2 separate regions of the Homo sapiens genome follow, and region 1 is linked to region 2. The links are chromatin loops, found by intact Hi-C in ENCODE. Cell type or tissue: GM12878. All regions are shown on one strand. Each heading gives the region's core, and the rest is flanking DNA. Links, peaks and the distances in the headings are about the cores only.

Evidence for each region. Hi-C counts contacts between places; a loop is a spot of excess contacts. Peaks named below come from ENCODE experiments on the same cell type or tissue, not always from the same donor. Only the 100,000 strongest peaks of a DNase experiment are listed, where the experiment ranks them.
Region 1: a loop joins it to region 2, with 4 times the contacts of the local background. A loop is called at or near these places in 3 of 110 quality-filtered maps.

What each region holds. Positions count from the first base shown.
Region 1 is chr2:204,175,336-204,180,717 of GRCh38, forward strand. No RefSeq gene overlaps it. Among named protein-coding and RNA genes, the nearest start is that of ICOS, 240 kb to the left of the region's middle. In GM12878, for the core only: a CTCF peak has its summit at 2,765 (motif pointing left); a DNase peak (open chromatin) is centred at 2,674.
Region 2 is chr2:203,481,829-203,487,210 of GRCh38, forward strand. The region is part of intron 4 of RAPH1 (Ras association (RalGDS/AF-6) and pleckstrin homology domains 1); the gene reads right to left. Among named protein-coding and RNA genes, the nearest start is that of RAPH1, 51 kb to the right of the region's middle. In GM12878, for the core only: a CTCF peak has its summit at 2,611 (motif pointing right); a DNase peak (open chromatin) is centred at 2,633.

The sequences.
Region 1 (5,382 bases), core at 209-5,208, 690 kb after region 2:
GCACCAATGTTTAAAACTTAATTGGTATATAAATAATCTTCATGGTAAACATCAGAACTTTGCTAGACACTCTTAGTTTAAGTTTCATTATTAAGACTATTTTGAGTTATAAAAGAAAATATGGATGGGAAATAATCATCATAATTTCAATGCTAAAGATTTTTTAAGGCCTATATACAGTCTACCTGTATGCAGAAACCTTGAAAAAAAGGAAGGCAGAAGATAGAAGTAAATGCTATCATTGCAAAGAAAATTATTTCGTTCTTTCCTCAGTGTACTTCTATGATTTATCAAGCACACTTGGAGGATGTAAATGCTTCTAGAGCAAAATCACATGATTTTACCCAACTGTAATGGCTCAATTTTAAACAAACCTAGTGGCCATGTACATGCCTGGGCAGAGCCAAGGGCCGTTACGAATGTGCATGCTCAGAAGCTCTTCCCAGAACTATGATTGCATTTTGACCTTGACTAGAGTCCCAGTACTGTGGTTTAGTGGGGCTTTGTTTACTGTCAGATTCATTTCAGTCCCATGGTCTGAGTGACCACTCATTATTGCAATTAAAGTAAGGGATAGTTTGTGATTTGGGTTTTAGTAAGGGATGGTAAATTTTATAGTGTATATAATTTGGAACATGTCTGTGTTTCAGCCCATATGTGGCTATCTGCCCGGGTGCTTATTATTATGCTTATCTACAAATGACCAGATGGCCTTGCCCAAATGTAGAGAACCATTTAGTGCCATTTTAAACCATTAAGGCTATTAAACCTGACAGGAGATAATCCTGTGCCCAAAGGGAACTAGTTTTGCTGTCCTTCAAAGTCATCAAATGTAATTAAATGCCATATTGAGGAGTAGGCATTAATGGATTAAGGGGACAGGACTGTCAACCAGTTCTGGGTCAACCAAGGCAGAGGGAATATAGGAATAGCTCAGAAAGAGAGGTATATTAGGTAAAGTACTGGCTAAGCTGCTGTAACAAAAAATACCCAAAATATTATGTCTCAAAAAAAGATAGTTTATTTCCCTCTAAGACAAAACAAAACAAAACAAAACAAAACAGAGGTAGGGGAAAGGCTCAAGACAGGCAGCTCTGTATCTTAAGATCAACCGGAGACCCATATGCCTTCTATCTCATTGCTCTGACATCCATTATAGTATTTTCCTCACCCTCATGGTTGAAGCTATCTCACCAACACATCTGTATTCCAGTCATCTTTAAGGAGAAAAGAGAAAAAAAGGAGGGCAAGCTAATGTATTTTGAGGAATTGATGGTAATATTGTACACATCACTTCTGTTTACAATTCCACTGGTTAAGAACTTATTTGATCATCACTAGCTGCAGGGGACACTGGAAAACATAGTCACCAATTGGATGGCCATGTGTTCTGCTCAACTCATAGTGGGGATGTTATACTTCTCAAAGGAAGGCTGAGAGAATGATGCTGAAGTTGTGTCTCTGCCACAGTTTTGTTCTAGAATATATAAAAACCAGAGATAAGAATCGGGCAACTACCATTTTAAGGAGTAAGGAGGTCTGAGAAATCCCACAGCTGAGAAAAGATGGCGGCTGGTCAATGCCATGCAAGTGGGACCAGAGAGTATACTACATCCTAGAAACTGAAAGATGCCTTGTGTACATTAAACCACTTAATTTTTACAGCAACTCTATAAATAGTGTATTTGTACAGATCCTCCAAGAAGAAGACACCAACACAGGATTAAACATGAAAGAAACTTATTAGGGGAAGTGTCCGTGAGAGAAAATTGAGACTGGAGTCAGAGGAGTGTGGGGGAGTAGATCTTACACTGAGTGAAGGAGAGAAGGTAGCAAAGAATGAAGCAACAAAGTTCTAAGGAGAGCTTGGAAAGGCCATCAGGGAGTTAGTTTTCATGTCAGGTTCCCCAATCAGAGACCCACATCTTCTGTGTCTTATCTTAGGCCTTAGACACCTACATCCTGCAAGTCTCAGTTATAGGTTGAGAGAAGTCCATGTGAAGTGTGGCTTCAGTGTGAAGGTGGTGAACAAGTTCAGAGAGCAGCAGCTGGGGCCACAGGTCAATTATGCTCTCTGCATAAGAGATCTGAATGGCATATTTTTTCATGTCTATCACAGCAAGGATTTCCTTCCTTCCTTCCTTCCTTCCTTCCTTCCTTCCTTCCTTCCTTCCCTCCCTCCCTCCCTCCCTCCCTCCTTCCCTACTCCTAAAAAGGTTAACACATACGTCCAAATTTAATAGCTGGTAAATGGCAGAGATGGAATTGAGCACACAGCCTATCTTTAAACTAATCAACACACACACTGTCTGCTAAGCTATTGGGTGCACACAGTACATAGTTTTCAGAGGTCAAATCAAACTGGTCAGATGAACAATAGTGTATATGACATCCCTGAACCAAGACCTTAAAGGTGAGGAAACTCCTCCCTCGGGCTGCCTGCTGGGGCAAGAACCAATGCCAGAGCCCCTGGTCTCTGGTGAGGGTGAGGGTGGAGGGCATCATAGAGGAACCGGTCATTTACACAGGATCCCTATAGCTCCTGCCTGAAGCAGCTTTGGAAGACAAAAATCACAGTCACGGCACCAAGCCCTAAGCCTTGGATCAATCTTTTCTCCTTTCTAAGCCCTCCTTGCATCCTCAACCACTCCTGAAGTGAGTTGTTTGGGGTCTGTCAGAAATAAACAGGAGTTCTTTTACTTGAATGAGGCAGGTTGGGTTTAACCCAACCTATGCCTCTGTGTGAATTGGATAAAGGCGCCCCCTGGGGGCAGAAACAGAAGCTCCAGGGTGAATGGTTTGGCAATCAGAGGGAGGCTGGGTTTTAAATTCTATTCATCCCCTTCACCAAATTATGCAGGGCAAAACCATACAAAGTAGCCCTGGTTAGGGTTCTGTGAGCCATCAGGCTTAGAAGTCAACAGAAACCCCAAACTCTTAGCATGGAAACTAAGAAATGCCTGCATCCTGGAGACTTTCAGGGCCAGAGTGCCCACAGTGAGCTGTCCCGGGTACCTGAGCAGCCTGCCCTCTGATACTCTCATGCTGTACCCAGCGTAGCCATTTTCTTTCTGTCTTACAGCTATCTGGGCTCCCCCTACCTCCACCCCCATCCCCCAGCTCTTCAATCCTGTCTCTACTTCCTTATTGGCTAATGACTCAACTGGTCCCTGAGCATGTTTTCAATATCTTCATTCCACAGATTTTAATTGAGCAACAACTAGGTTTTGGAAATGAAGAGATGAACACAATTCAGACTCTCTCCTCAACAGTTCAGTCGAGTGAGGAATCTGCTGTAATAGAATTTGACTTACACAAGGAGTATAGAGAAGGGGCATATCCTTATGGTTGAGCAAGTCATGGGAGGTCCCAATGAAAGATGAATATAAGTCAACTAGGTGAGGAAATGAGGAGGAAGATCATTCCAGAGAGGAGGAACAGCATGTGCAAAGGCCCAGAGGTATCCAAAGCTACGTGCATTCAGAGAGCTAGAATGACTGAAGCTCAGGCTGTGTGCAGCAGGAGAAGTAGGAGATAAGTTGGAAAGGTAGGAGAGAGGTAAGGTCCTGAAAGGAATTTGGACTTTGTCCTGAGGGTGCTGAGAAGCCACTGAGGGGCTCTAAACTGGGAATGGATATGCCAAATTTGTGTTTTAAAAACGATGGCTTCTGCTTCAGCCTCTTTGGGCTGAATCCTTTGCTACTTGGGCCGACTGGCCCCACTTACCATGAGAGATGATACAATTAGCAGGCTGAAATGAGTATTAGAAGGCTCAGAAGTAGGAGACATTCTTGGTCCTAAGGCAAGATTGCCTGTCCCTGAATATCTCAACTTCTGATGGACTGGTTCTGTAAGTTGTTTAGCCTAAACCCAGGTAACATTGGATCTATTGCTAAAAGCCATTTTCTACTCTCACAGATTTTGAATGATTTAGTTGATTCTCTCAATTTCAAAAGAGCCTTGCCCAACAGTATACACTGTTAGACCAAACACACTTTAACATGCATACATTTTTATTGATTGCAAAGTACTTTAATATATGTTAGCTCATTGAATCCTTACAAAATTATTGTAAGGTCAGTAGTAATTCATGTTATCCACTCCCATTTGACAGATAAAGGTACAGAAGAATGGGTTGAATGACATGTCCACAGTTACAAATCAGTAAAAGGACAAGCAAAAACTTGAAAACAGGTTGACTCCAAAGCCAATGCTTTTGCCACTATAGAGTGCTATCTCTAAAATAATTTATTCATGTTCTAATTCATTTCATCCTGCACTTCAAGTCTTCTTTAAAAATAAAAAAAAAAATGCAGACAAGGGAGTATATAGATAGACTAAAAAAGCAAGACAGGAGAAAAGTGAAAATACTAGCCACAGGTTCCCACACAGTAATTAAAATTAGTGTGCAAATTGAGCTCTGAGCTTCCAGGCAGCTAAAGCAAAAGAGGAAAAATGTAATTCATATTGTCCATAAGGAAAAGACTTGCTATATCTCAAGAGAAGCAAACCCTTCTTGGCACTCAGATATGAGAGAATTTTCTCCTGTAAATCTTTTATATTGAGGATATTGAATGATGCTGTCTATAAATTCCTCAGAAACATTCCTGCCAAGGGGGCAGAGATGGAGATGCATGGCTATTTCTTATAGATGCTCCTAATGAGTATGAAGAGCAAAAACCAACGCTGCTTTTTACAATTTTCCTCATCTGTGCCGTTTTTTAGCCATAGGTGTGTTGATGTGTGGTTTTTGAAAGATGAATACTTAAGCGATTGTTTTGGGAAAAGAGAAATTCCTGCCTACAGTTGTAGGTGTACGGGAGGCCACTGAAGTTTCTCCCCTTGGGAAACTCTACAGAAACTTCTCCCCAGTTTTTCAAAGCTCATCTTGACTGGCTCCCTACTGGGATATGTACCTAAGGCAAAACTCAATACCAAAGAAATCTATGTGCCTCCATTTACCACTTTACCTCAGAGGATAAAGATAAATTTTATTAAGATGAACTTCTAATGCAAATTCTCTCAAAAGGGATGCAGACAGCTTTTCTCCACAAAACTACCAATTGGTGACAACTGCAGCAATGCACACATTACATGATGCTCCTTAACTTCCATCTGGAAGAAGTCATTTCAGTACTCCCGAGCCTGTCCAGAAAGGGATCACGGGAGCATACACTCCTTCAAAGATCTACCAGAGATGAGAACAGAAAAACCCCAAAGGCTCAACATTTTGTTGCTCTTGTAGTTCTTCCCTGTCAGAACTAAGACACTGTCTACATTATTTCCATAAAGCTGCTGGCTCAGCCTGTCCCTAGTCCTGGTTGGCTCAGAGAATACAGGTCTCCTTCCCTCTTTACAGACAATGCCCTCCTTCTGGATGGC
Region 2 (5,382 bases), core at 269-5,268:
TGACTTCAAACGATCCGCCCACCTCGGCCTCCCAAAGTATTAGGATTACGGGCGTGAGCCACTGCACCAGGCCACATGAATATATTTCTATTATTGTCTAAAAAAAAGGTCCTTCACCAGCCCTCCACAAACCCAAAACAAAAACAGACCTAAACCTAAAGATGCTTTTTACTTCTGCAGAAAAAAAAAACACACACACACACAGATTTCCAAGAAACACCAACAATAAGAGTCAAGGCATATGTGCCAGTGATTATTGGGGGGGTTTATTTGAAATATGTTTGTGTGAATTAGGCTTTTCCCCTGGATTTCACTAAATCTTCAGCCTCTTTTTTCATCTGATACCTATTCCTTTATTTTATTTTATTTTACTTTTTGAAACGGAGTCTTGCTGTCGCCCAGGCTGGAGTACAGTGGCATCATCTCAGCTCACTGCAACCTCTGCCGCCCAGGTTCAAGTGATTCTCCTGCCTCAGCCTCCCAAGTAGCTGGGATTACAGGTGCCCGCCACCATGCCTGGCTAATTTATGTATTTTTAGTAGAGATGGGGTTTCACCATGTTAGCCAGGATGGTCTGATACTCATGACCTCAGGTGATCCGCCTGCCTTGGCCTCCCAAAGTGCCGGGATTACAGGCGTGAGTCACTGTGCCAACCTTACCTATTCCTTTAAATTTAGCAAAAGGTTTTGCTGAATCTTAAGAAAACTTGATGATTGTGTATATTATGATGAAAAAAATCCTTTGAATTTGCTATAAACTAATAGCTTTACAAAGTATTTTCATTTTAAAAATACACTGTCATGTATAAAATTCCAAATTCCAAATTAAATGGGCATGATATTGTATGCCTGAGGACCCAGCTACTCAGGAAACTGAGGCAGGAGGATCCACTGAACCCAGGGAGCAGAGGTTACAGTGAGCCAAGATGGCACCACTGCACTCCAGCCTGGGTGACAGAACGAGAATCTGTCTCAAAAAAAACAAAACAAAACAAAACAAAACAAAAAAAAGGTAATAATATGGCAGAGTAAGGGGAGCTCCATTTTTAAATAGCATAATCAAAGAACGCCTCAATAAGAAAGTGACATTTGAGCAAATTCCAGAAGGTAGCTAGGAGAATGTTACACAGAAGACTGGGGAAAGGCGTCTGGGCAGGGTTGAATAAGTGCAAAGGCTAAGAGGCAGGCTCTGGCTACTGGCTGAGAACAAGTATGGGACAGTATGGCTAGTGGGGTAAGGGACAGAAGGAAGAAAAATAGGTGGTAATGGGAAAGCAGATCAGGCAAGGCTTTATAGGCATTATAGGGGTTTGGGCTATACCATGAGATGCAAAGCCTTTAGGTTTGAAAAGAGATGATCTGACTTATCTTTCAAAAGGATCACTCTGGCTGCAGTGTGGATGATAGACTGTTAAGGGAGAAAGGTGAATGCAGAAAGACCAGAAGGAAGCCTATTCAAAAATCTAAATCAAGATGATATTGGCTTGGTGGCAGTGAAGGCGGTGAGAAGTGATCACATTCTAGACATATTCTGAAGATAAGGCCAACAGAATTTGCTGCTGGATTGAAAGGGAGGTAGAAAGAAAATAAGTAGATAAAGACTCCAAGGAGTTTGCTTGATGAACTAGACGGATGGAATATCCATTATTTGAGATAGAGAAGACAGTGGGAGAAATAAGTTTGAAGAGAAAGAGCAGGACTTTAGGTTTAGACCAGTTAAATTTGAGCAATCTATTTATGATGGTTAATTTTAGGTATCAACTTCATTGGATTAAGGAATACCTAGAGAACTGGTAAAGCATCTGGGTATGTCTGTGAGAGTGTTTCCAGAGGAGATGGTGTGTGAACCAGGACTGAGTGGGGAAGATCCATCCTCATTGTGGGTAGGCACTATCCAATTGACTGAGGGCCCCAGATAGAACAAAAAAGGCAGAGAAAAGGTGATTTCCTCCCTATCCTTCCTAGAGGTGGGACACTCTGCTCCTACTCTTGGATATCAGAACTCCAGGCTCTCCAGTCTTTGTACTGCAGGCCTTATACCAGCAGCCTCCCTTGGGTACCCAGGCCTTCAGCCTAGGACTGATAATTATACCATGGGCTTTCCTGGTTCCGAGGCTTTTTGACTTGGACTAAGTCACACTACCACCATCCTAGGGTCTCCAGCTTGCAGACAGCCTGTCACATGACTTCTCAGCCTTCATAATGGTGTGGGCTAATTTCCATAATAAATCCCCACTCATATCCTATTGGTTCTATCTCTCTGGAGAAATATAATACACAATTAGACATCCAAATAGAGATATTGATTAGAGATGGAATATATGCACCTGGAGTTCAGGAGAGAGGGACTGGCCAAAGATACCTATATTTCCTTAAATCTAAGAAGATTTGATGCTGGTACTTTCTTGATCTTTATTAGAAACTTTCAACAGAAGGACTTCATACAACGTACTATAACTGCCACCTTGCTGATCGTGACTAACAGGTGCCACACGATTTAAAATGTGGTTTCTCAACCTTGGCTCTATTTTGGGCCAGATAATTATCCTTCATGTGGGCTGTCCTGTGCACTGTAGGATGTTTAGCAGCACCTCTGGCCTCTACCCACTAGATGCCAGTAGTAGCACACGCCCTTGATGGACAACCAAAAATGTTGCATATACCCAGCAGGACAAAGTAGCCCAAGTTGTGAAGCATTGTTTTACAGGGATTAAAATGGGGGTGGGAAGATGTGGAAAAAAAGCATATGGCTGAGTGGTAACCAATTTAGCAAATCCAAGAGAAGCTGAATGCTGGGCCAGCACTGGAGAAAAGCAGAGGAGCACTCAATTTATATCGTGTAACCTCAGAAGTCCTCAGAAGCAAGAGTAGACAGGTGATGGTGCGACTAAAAGCAGGAAGAATGGTTGAAAACACATTTAAGAAAGCAGCTAATTCTCAGATTCCCTCTTTTACTCACTCACCCACCAGCAGTGGTCTCAGGTACAGATTAACATTCGCTGACAAGACCCAACAGACCATAGCTTGAAGCCAGATTCACTCAGTTCTGAATAAATAAAAAGAGACATGCCATCTTCTGAGGGAGTCCATACAGCTCACCACAGGCCCTTTTTGGGCCCATAAATAGCTCATTGTAAGGGAAAGAGACCACATGGTAAGTGCAGAAAACACCCTGGCTTAGGGAAACTTCATGCTCCATGGGAACCAGCAGTACCTTTTAACAGCCAATGAGGTTAAGTTCCAGGGCCCCTTAAAGAACACGTTCATGCTCATTTATAAGAGTTACACTGCTGGCCAGGTGCAGTGGCTCCCACAGTGTAATCCCAGCACTTTGGGAGGCCGAGGCAGGTGGATCACTTGAGGTCAGGAGTTCGAGACCAGCCTGGCCAACATGGCGAAACCCTGTCTCCACTAAAAAAAAGAAATACAAAAATTAGCCAGGCGTGGTGGCATGTGCTTGTAATCCCTGCTACTCGGGAGGCTGAGGCATGAGAACCATGTGAACCTGGGAGGCGGAGGTTGCAGTGAGCTGAGATTGCGCCACTGCATTACAGCCTGGACAACAGAGTGAGACTCTGTCTCAAAAAAAAAAAAAAAAAAAAGAGTTACACTGCACACCACGAAGTCAAGGTCTATGTCTTTTCATAGGCTAATTTATTCATTCATGGACAGTCTTCCTGGTCCATATACACTCACCAACAGGGGTCAGTTTCACAATAAACAATATTACCTGGAGATATTCTATATTTAATTCTTAATCCAGTATGTGTCCAGGAAAAGAATGCCAGGAGAAGGAAAACCCAAGGTCATTTTCCACGAAGAAAAGGACTCAGGCCTACTGTTAACCCTCTCTACCTAGAGCAGTGGTGATTCTCAATTGGGGGTGGATTTTGTCCTACAAGCAACATGTAACAATGTCTACGGACGTTTTTAGTTGTCACAACTGAAGAAGGTAAATGTGTACTACTGACATCTAGTGTGTACAGGCCAGGGATGCTGCTAAACATCCTACAGTGCATGGGACAGCCACTCACAAAACTATCTAGCCCAAATGTCAATAGTGCTGATAGCTGAGAAACCCTGACCTAGAAGGATTTGATGAAAGTTCATAGACTGGAACAATGGGGACCATCCTCATGTTCCAACCCTTCTTTCCCAAATGGGCTACTAAAACACTGGCAGCCAGCATAGAAGACTGGAAGAATCTTCTCCAGAGAAGCTCACCAGCCTAGGAAAAAAAACCTAAGGATAATCCTGAAGACTACAAAAAAAAAAAAAAGAAAGAAAAGAAATAAATAGAATTTTAAGAAGATGCAATTAATGGAACGCTAATTTGGCTTGAACCAGAGAGATTTAATCAACTGGGAGAAAGTCTGAAGTTGAAACAGTGATCACCATATAGAAAATTAAATATTTTTAAACATATATTCATTCCAGTAAAAGTAAAATGATATTCCAGAAAGGGGATGTAGTCACAAGAGTATATGGAGGTTAGCAGTAAATTTCAAGTATATAGTCATTTTAATATAAACACTGAATATGAGCTCAATCAAAATATATTTGGAGAATGGAAAAACAGGAAGGGAGAAGTGAGAAGAAGCTGTATATAGACAGCTATACCCTCCATCTTCTGGAGTAGAGTGAGAAGTCAATAGGTAATACATACCACTAAAAAGAAAATCAAGAAATGGCAATGTGTATGTAGACTTAATGATAAAGAGGTAAAGTCCCTAAGAATCAGCTAAATGAGCAAAAATTGCTTACCTCTGGAAGCAGAATATGATGTGTATGTGAGTAGAGGATAGTTTTCCGTAACATATCTCATAGAACTATTTAACGCCATGCATGAAAAACTAAAATATTTTTAAAACTGTATTTGCACTTAAAGACAATTTGATACATGAGTTCAGGATATATTAAGCTTGCCTCAGTTTACTTTATTTGAATCAGAACAGACTAGACCTAGGAAAAAAGCAAATGGAAGCAAGTTCCGGGTTTGTTAAACCACCTTTCTATACTCCTAGGTGAGGCAAAAGAACAGGCTAGCTAGATAAGGCTTTTTAACTCCTTTCCCTGCTATAGTCCTGGTTTACTCACCAAACCTTACATTAAACTCTTATATTAAACATTATACCATTGAGCACTGGTATCTTTGCAGTATTCACAGTGATACCCATGGATACCACTAGATACCATTTGAAGTGCGCTTGCTGGGAGAGAGGAACTTTTCACGTTTTACTTCAATTTGCCCCTATACTGTATGAACTTTTATAATGAGCACATTTTACAGACAGAAAGACATGCATACGGTATTAGAAGATCCTTAATGATTAGTTTATAACTTGTCCCTCACGCATCTTAATCCAACTCAAAATACTGTAA